2 separate regions of the Homo sapiens genome follow, and region 2 is linked to region 1. Evidence: chromatin contacts called from ENCODE Hi-C or POLR2A ChIA-PET data. All regions are on one chromosome and are shown on one strand. The core of a region is the stretch at or near the end of the contact, and the rest is flanking DNA. Distances in the headings are between cores, read along the strand shown. Region 1 overlaps LOC105375222 (a long non-coding RNA gene). Region 2 overlaps LOC105375222 (a long non-coding RNA gene).

Evidence for each region. A loop is a pair of places that touch in the nucleus more often than their neighbours do. ChIA-PET counts read pairs that join two places held with the same protein, here RNA polymerase II (POLR2A). Pooled maps may share reads with other maps.
Region 2: a pooled map shows a loop between it and region 1 (6-fold over the local background). The contact joins two enhancer-like sites. A Hi-C loop is called at or near these places in 4 of 37 single-sample maps with no recorded cell type and 1 of 50 pooled maps. POLR2A ChIA-PET finds 5 or more read pairs at or near these places in 6 of 52 experiments (H1, Panc1, T-cell and 2 more).

Annotation. Positions count from the first base shown.
Region 1 is chr7:30,986,583-30,990,701 of GRCh38, forward strand. All of the region lies in intron 1 of LOC105375222 (a long non-coding RNA gene), which reads left to right. Among named protein-coding and RNA genes, the nearest start is that of GHRHR, 25 kb to the left of the region's middle. RefSeq lists an enhancer at 3,310-4,090. Within about 2 kb of position 2,214, at least 6 of the 41 ENCODE cell types and tissues checked have a DNase peak (open chromatin) inside an H3K27ac peak, as active enhancers do.
Region 2 is chr7:31,025,086-31,029,432 of GRCh38, forward strand. LOC105375222 (a long non-coding RNA gene) reads left to right here. Exons shown (of 3, transcript XR_927160.2): 3 at 1,696-4,347. Among named protein-coding and RNA genes, the nearest start is that of ADCYAP1R1, 25 kb to the right of the region's middle. RefSeq lists enhancers at 1,733-2,336, 2,337-2,940, 2,450-2,499. Within about 2 kb of position 2,191, at least 5 of the 41 ENCODE cell types and tissues checked have a DNase peak (open chromatin) inside an H3K27ac peak, as active enhancers do.

The sequences.
Region 1 (4,119 bases), core at 964-3,463:
GTGAGGAGCGAGGCCCAGCTCAGAAGTGGAGTTCATGAGTGGCCAGTATATTGGTGGCGTTTGATGCCAAGGGCATAGGTGGGGCCACCCCGCAGTGAGAGTGAGGAGCAGGATGAGAAGGGGACTGAGGGCTGAGCCTGGAGGGATCCACACATTCACAATCCCACGGGGGAGCAGGAGCCCCCAAAGGAGGCGGAGCAGGGGAAGGAGTGCTCAGAGAGGTGGGAGGAGAACCGGATGAATGTGGGATCCTGGGGCCCCAACCAAGATTGTCCCAGCGAGGGGCTGCTGAGCCGGCCGAGTGCTGCTGAGCCGCCTTTGTGAGAGGATTTGGAGGCGCAGCTCACAGCGAGAGCGGATTTGGCGGAGGATGGACTCGGAGGCTGGGCTCAGGGGTGCTGAGAGGGAGCGGCTGGGGCAGCCCAGGAGAACAACCCTTTACCGAGGCTCCTCTGGGAGGGCGGGGGGAGCCAGAAGGGAGCGGGAGGAGTCATTTGGTTTTGTTGTAAGAGGACAGCCTGTAAAAATGCTAAGAAGTGGATATGGGAGTCACTGAAAAGTGGGGGGCACGTCATGGAGCGGGGTGGTTGAGAAGGAGTGAGAAGGCAGGTCCTGAACCCAGTGTGGGGGGCCTTGGCTGAGAAAGGGGACTCTGCCCCAGAGGCTGGCAGGTGGGTGTGTGGCCTGGGGGTGGGCAGGAGAGGGAGGCCAACTGCTGGCTCCTGCATTCGTCATGAAGGTGAGGTTCCTGGCCTGCTGGGGGTGGGCGCCAACAGGGGGTGGGAGTGGAGAGCGGGTGGGTCTTGAGAGTGCAGAAGACGGAAGCAGCTGCGGCAGAGGTGGGAGGACAAGCCAGTAGGGAAGAATATACAGTTGCCAGGCCATGCTGGCGGGCCAGCTCCCCCAAGAGCGGAAACTTGGAGTGAGACCACTTTTTCTGGGTGGAATATCTGGTACAGACAAAAGTGACTTGGGCTTATTCAGGGTTGGGTTTTGCCCCAAAGGCTGAGGCACCAGGGACTTGTAGGTGTTTGTCAGAGAGCATTTGTGCAATGCCACAGGGTCCCTGCTGGAGGGTCTGCTGGAAGGGAGTGGAGTATTCGGTGCTAGGGCTGGGTGGGGGTGCAGAGGAAGAGTTCTAGGAGGACAGAAGGGTGTGGTCAGAACAGGATGCTTTGCAGCACAGCTGGTGTGACTTCCAGCAGTAGCATGGGCTCCATGTTGGTGTGGGAGGGGGTGTCTGCTGGGGGTCAAGAAGGTCCCTGAGAGAAGGAAGGGCAGGGACTGTGAGGTCAGTGGGTGACAGACCATCAGCCTGGGCACTGCTGTCACTCAAGACAAAGGCTGGGGTTGAAGGGCAAGGATGACTTTCGAGCCAGAGCCTCCAGCCATGAAGGTGGGGAAGGGGCTGCAGGAGCCTGGGGGTTGCAAACAGGAGGCTGGGGCAGAGGTGGGATGCAGGGAGTGAGGAGGGGCAGACCAGAGGGAGAGTCCAGACAGGGCGGGGTGGAGAGGACTCAGGGTGCGGAGCAGGAACCGAAACCCCCAGGCACTGGTCCCCTGCCCTCCGGAGCCTGGGCAACCAGTCCAGCCATCCTGCTATGGCTTTGCCCTCCCAGCTTTGGGGCTGCCAGAGGCCCTGGCCCTAGAACTGTTAGGAACAGGGCTGCCTTTGGGGCAGATCCAGGCTTTGGAAACCAACAGGAAACTGCAGATATTATTATTTTTTTTTTCTGACACTCTGTTCTGCCTCATCTGTGTGACTCTCTCGTGTGGATTTTTCTCTTCTGGCTTGCTCTTGCACACTCTCTGTCTCTCTGCATCTTTCTCTTTTTGAGGCCCCAGATTTTAGCTGTGGGGAAGCAACAGAGCAGCCCATCAGGCAGCTGCCCCATCTCCATGATACCAACATCTGAGTCCCGGGGCTGGCTGGAGGTGGCCGGAGCTTTCCGCTGGCATGCAGATGGCCAGCTAGCCCCATCTGTCAGAATTCTCCTCCGGAGTGCTCTCTGCCCATCCCCCACACCATCCCTCCCTCCCTCCCTAACTCTCCTGTCTTCCCCTCGTGGCTGTCCCCTCCCAGGTAGAGTGTTGTGCATGTGAGGGAGGGCTGTGTGACCTTCAGCCTGCCACTCCCTTCCCTGGGGAACTTGCTTGGGCTCCAGCTTCCCCGCAGGCGTCCCTGGGAGTAGGTCAGGGCCTGCGAGTCTCCCTCCCTCAGAGGCGTTGCATAATCAGCCCGAGGCCCTGTGCACATTCCCATGGTTACGGGACTGGGGAAGGCTGGCAGTGGTGGCATTGCCATGGCACCGGCGTGGCCCTTGGCTCTGCTGGGCGTGGCGCAGGCACGGAGGGGCTCTGGGCTCTGGCTGCTGGAGAGATTGTTGCGGGGGACGACCTTCCTCTTGACTCTTTGCAGGGCACCTCAGCTCAGCAGCCATGGTGACCTGGGAGCAAACCCTTGGCACACTGGCTGGCTCAACACAGACCACACTTGGAGTTGTGGTCTCAGCCCCAGCCTGACCCCAGACCCGGCCTGCAGCCCGTGTCCTTTGCAGCCCCTTACTCAGTCCTAACCTGGGCCCAGTTGGAGCCCTCGTGGAGCACAGCTAGGCCCTCCCCCGAGGCCCTGCGGGCATTTCCATCTGCACTCTGCCTGCACTCTGGCCATGGCCTCAGTCCTCCGATCCCCTGCACACCCCCACTCCCCCAACCCCTTAGTTCAATGTTAAGGAATCAATAATACATATTAAACAAGCTGTCTGTAAACAGAAACAGACATAAAACAAGGTTATGTATCAATCAGTTGACAAAAATGTTGTGACCACAGGCTCACAGAGCCTGTCTGGGTTTTTTCCCAGTCGCTGTGGCCTCCTAGTGAGGTGGTCTGTGAAGAGTCAGGAGGAGGGCCGTCCCCGCAGTGATCTCTCTGGCAGCCAGAGCCCAGAGCCCCTCAGTGCCCGCACCACGCCCAGCAGAGCCACGGGCCATGCTGGTGCCATGGCGATGCCACCACTGCCAGTGCTGTACCCGCCACAACCAGTGCTGTGCCCGGGGGCCCTCACAGGGTGGAGGGGAAGAGTGGCAGACCCAAGCCTCACTTTTGGGGGCAGACAACAGAGGTGTGTGTGTGACTCAGGCCATCAGAGCTGTGCGGGTTCAAAAGTCACAGGTCAGTTGACAGTTGGGGGTCAGAGCAGGCAGGAAGTCCTCCTGGGGGAGGCAATGGTGGGTGTGTGGGGCTGGAAAGGCTGGATAGAATTTGAGGAAGGGAAACGCCAGGGAGGTGGAACAGCTGCCGTGAAGGTGGAGAGTCCAGAGCTCAGAGTGCAGGACCCACTGGATGGAATTTGATCTCTCAAAGATAGACCGTGTGCTTGTGTAGAAGCTTCTCCAGGCTCACCTCTGCACAGAGCTCAGGGAAGGATCTGATGGCTGGGAGCAAACCCTTGGCTCACTGGCTGGCTCAACACAGACCAGACTTGGAGTTGTGGGTTCACAGGGCTCAGGGAGACCCCCAGAGGCAACCTCAGCAGGAAGAGCTTCACGCAAGGCACACGAGAGACCCCCACGCATAGCCCCGCCTGAGCCCAGAACCCTTTGTCCAGCTGCTGCTTTGGCTGCCCCTTGAGCTCCACGGCAGAGCTCTCATCACAGCCCTCTTGGCCCTCACAGGGTACAGCCCATACAGTAGAGACAAAACAGATCCCGTCACTCCCTGCTTTCTGATTTGACCAGGGAAAAATAAATCCAAGTTCCTTTCTGCAGCCTGCAAGGCCCTGGGTGTCCTGGGCCAGTCCAGCTCTCCAACCTCAGCTTCTTTTGCCTTCCTTCCCTGTGCTCCGCTCTGGCCACACTGGCCTTCCTGCTGTCTTCTGATCCCCTGAGCTTGTGTTCATTTCAGCTCAGCTGCTGCTTGGAACACTCTCCCCCTAATGCCTCCCATGGCTGCCTTCTTCCATATAGCCCCAATTCAGTACCAATATCACCTCCCCAGAGAGGCCTGTCCTGGCTGCCTAGTGACATCACTCACTTTCACCACTGCATTTCCTTGTTTTATTTTCTTCATGGCACTTAGCAGTAATTACAGACAATGCTCATTATTTGTGGTAGTTACGT
Region 2 (4,347 bases), core at 941-3,440, 38 kb after region 1:
TGCTATTCCTGCCTACCCATATCAGCCACTGAGTGTCCTTGATGAACTCCTAGGGCTCCAGGTAGCAGAGTTTGAAAAACTGTCTCTTGACTTCAGTCCCTCTGCATTCTATATTTGGCCTGCCTGTTTTATGGATAGGCACACTGAGACTTAAGAAAGAAGGAGTGACTTACACAAGGACGTTTGTGGCACAGCCAGGGACAAAAACCCAAGTTCTTGCATCCCAGCCTGATTCCTCCCAGCTGCCTGCTAGAACTCCATCTTCCTGCCTACTGATTGCATCCCAACAGCTCTGTTTTAAAGAATAATTTTATTGTCCTAATTATGCATTTCAATATTCGAAACCACCTTACATTTGCTCTGGAAGCAGGAAGAGTAAACATCATAAATGCACATATAAAATCATTATGCTCCCTTTTCGTTTGACTCTGGTATCTGCTCCCTTGTGGGAGGAAATGAAGGAGGCTGAATTTGGCCCCTGCCCTTGACAAGCTCATGGTCAGGATGAGAGTTTGGAAAGAGAGGGTGGTGGACTCTGGGGCTACCCTCAGGAGCTGCAGGCAGGGTGGAAAGGGGAGCTCGCACCCTGCCTCAATTGGGTGGGGGCATTCTGTGTAGCTGCAGGGTAAAGGCAGATGACCCACATTTTCTGTGTCACACAGCCTGAATGCTATTAAGAAGATGGACTGCCACGTAATAGCTATGAGCTTCAGCAAGTTTGCTAACCTCTCTGTGCCTCAGTTTCCTCATCTGCAATTTATCATGTGTCAATTTATGCAAAACACTTAGCCCTGTATCCAGCATATGGTAAATGCTCACAACGGTTAGCTGATAATAATGAGTGTCCGCCCTGGAGGGGAGCTGTGGTGTGTGGGCTCTCCCAGTAGCAGCCCTCTTTGTCTGAAGCTTGGTCACTGGAACTCTGGTTGAAGGTTGAATGAGGTGGCCTATTGCAGAGGAAAGAGCCCTGTCTCAGAAACAAGAGAGTTGGAACACCGAGCCTCACTCTGCCACCAAGGACCTTGGGCAGGTCTGTATCTTCTCGGAGCCTCAGTTTTTGCATCTGTAAGGTGGGTAACATTACAGCAAATATACAGCATTGTTGCTGTGAGTGTTAGATTAGATAAATGTGTAAAACACTTATCATTTTACATGGCAGGATGAAGGCATGTTGGAGTTAGGGAATGTTAGTTTCCCTCCCTAAGAGGACGGGCAGGAGGGCCCTGGATAAAGTGTCATGACAAGGATCCTCCTTATAAATTAGGGAGAAGATGGAGGTGGCAGCCATAGCAGCTAACAGAGGTGGAAGCCATGAGAGAGGCCAGGCTGGGAGAGAGGAAACTTTCACTTTCACTCACTTAGCATGTTTCCAGGATATTGACCATGTCTGGCCCTAGGCTGGATCCAGGGGCTGACAGGTGAGACCACAGCAGCCCAGGCTGACATCTCCTCAAATGAACACCATGCCAGCTGGAGGTGCAAAGGCTCACTGGAGGCAGGAGGACCCCTTCAGCTAGGGAGGGTTGGGGTTTTGTTTTTGAACTGGGGTTTTAGGGGCAACTAAGATAGAAGAAATGTAGGCATGCCAGGTAGCTTGAAGGGTATCCCAGGTGGTGGGAACCCATGGGGAAGCACGGAGACAGGAAATCGTGAGCGGTGTGAAGGTCTAAGTCACGATTATCTTTTTCCCCAAAGGGAGACAAGCTGGATCTGTAGCTGCGCTGCATCCCGACGGCCTGCCCAGGTTTCCCGATTCCACGGGAACATTCTTCCTGGAGGAGTCCACAAGTCTTCTAGCCTAGAGCCATCTCCAAAATCCCTACAAAGCAACAAACGGTGTGACCCAGAGTCTCATTCTGAAATAGACTGAAGCTCTAGGGCCGCACAGAGGACCATTGACTGAAATCTCACAGTGGGCCCTGGGAGGGTCAGGGGACCCTGCAGAGAGCCTGGGCAGGGTCAGCCCAGGCCCAGAAGGCTTCTCAGAGGAGGTGATGCTGGCGGAGGCCTGCCTGTGTCCGTATCAGGAGAAAGCAATGTCAAGAACAGCAAGGTCGCTCACTCACTTCCTATTGTAGATCAGAGCTGGGAGTTTTCCTCAGATTACTTCTCACTAAGAAGACAGCCCTCTTCTCAGGCGCCGCTGCTGACATGTTTTGTTTTCCCCAGATGGGGATAATCAGCCTGTTTGGGAGTCGGGCTGACAGCTCAGGCAGCAGGCGGGGGCTGGGGGCGGGAGGCTGCAGGCAGCTCCGAGCTCTCAGGGAGCAGACTCTGCCCTGCCTGCGTGACAAGCTCCAGCAGGTGGGGGGGATTTCCGTTTGCGCCAAAGAGGAGCGGGCTGTAGAGTGATTTAGCTTAGTTATGTGAACCTTGAGAGGCTGCCCGACTCCTCTCCCCGTTTAATTTATGCTTGAGTGCCAGAGCTGAAGACCTTCAAGCCGTCCCCTGCTATACCGGAAGGGACCCATCAGGATCCTGGCTTGGAGCTTTGCTGGGTATTTCCAGACGTTCCACAGAAGGTGGGGACAGGGCTGGCTGTGCTCTCTCCCTCCCCTTCTCTGGGAAGACTTCCACATCTTCCCCATCCCTTCCTGATGGCCCCACCCCACCGTCTCCCAGCCCTAAGAGTCTCAGCCTCACCTTCCCACCCTTGCGCAGGCCCAGGTCTGGGCTCTTCACTGACTCATGTTTTGGAAGAAGGGGTAGAGTCACCCACCAGCCTCGGGGCTGTCTGAGGCAGGTCACAGTTGTTCTGAGGGCCGGACCCCAGGGCCTTGGGCTGCTCAGCATTTCTAGGCACTGGGCTGGAAGGTTTGCATCCCAGACATAGCAGGGCTGAGGAACGGCTATGTTAGAATCACCTTGAGTGGAATAACCATGCCCACCTGAGGATCATGGGTCCCCTCCTGTGGGTGGGTCTCTGGAGGTCTGAGGAGGCCTGACACCTTCAGGCAGGCTGCAGTGGGCCCTTTTCTGTTCTTTCTCCCCCAGTCCCGCTTCAAGGAGGGACGACCAGGCCAGAGACAGCCTTCCTGAGAGACTTGCACCCTGCCCTCACCCAATACACAACTGATTTCCTTCTGTGTGGAATGAAGCCCGTGGACTTCCCATCTCCAAGGCCCAGCCAGCTCTCGGTTCTCTGGTTATGGGTCCCGCCTCCCAGTCTCAGCACTTCTTTTCTGACTCCCCACTGGGCCTAACACAGAGCCTAGCCTCTGCCTGTCAGTGCTTGCCCACTTACATCCTATGCACCCAGAGCTGGGAGCCTTCCTCAGACTCTGGGCCTACACAAGGCAGCTGCTCCCAAGGACAAGGGTTAATAGAGGTCTTTGATAGAGTCTGAGGTCTTTCCAGAGGGAAATTTAGCTCCCAGAGGGGCCTGGGTGGGGGCCTGAGAGACCTGGCCACAGACACCTATGAGCCCCTCTGACCATGTTCTTGGCTGCAGCCTCATGAGGCCATCAGGGCTCGGCGCGGGAGGCAGGGCCCGGGCTCTGTCCCCAGCTCCTGGCCACACACCTTCAGTGGCCATGAATCTGCCCTTCACCCCCTGCACCTCAGTTTCCTCGTCTGCCCCGCAGCATCCATGGGACTGCAGTAGTGTGTATATGCGGCTGTGGCCCCTGGGAGAGGCACCTCTGGGACCACTGGCCATCTGGCCCTCGGTAGCCGTGTGGCGCAGATTTCCTCCTCCGTGGTCTCCCGGGCAACGCGGAGCTGCCTGCCAAGCCTGCTGCCGGGCCTGGCTCCTGCACAGATCTTTAGTGCCACACAGAGATGGCTGATGGCAGGAGCCAGGGTGAGGCCCAGCCTCCCCAGCTGTCACAGGGAGCAAATCAGACAAAGGCTGAGTTGGGAGGGGTGGGGCGCCGGAGCCAGGGGGGCCTGGGAAAGTAGCTCGGAGGCCCCAGCTGCCCCCTCCCACCTCATCCTCCCAATACTGCCCTCTCAGTGACCCCTGCTTCCCAGAACACTCAGCCGTGGACCTCAGTTTCCCCATCTATCAAATGGGAGGGGCCAGGTCTCTGACCCTCCAGACTAATGGCCTAAGACAAGAACCCAGCCTGGATGACAGAGGCCTGAGGAATGGACATGCTTTGATGGCTAATGGCCTTCAGACAGATGCCCACACTGCCACTGCAGGACTTTGGAGGGTGCATGTTTCAAGGGCATTTATTAGCTAATGTCTCCAGGGCCATTTGCTCCAAACCACCCGCTGCTTCTCACTCCATGCCACTGGTGAGGACTCTTCTCCCAGGATGGCTTTGCCCTTGTAGTTTTTTCTGCCGCTCCCAGGACTTGCAGGCTCTGGAGGCTGGGCAGTTCTGTTTTAGATCACAGCCA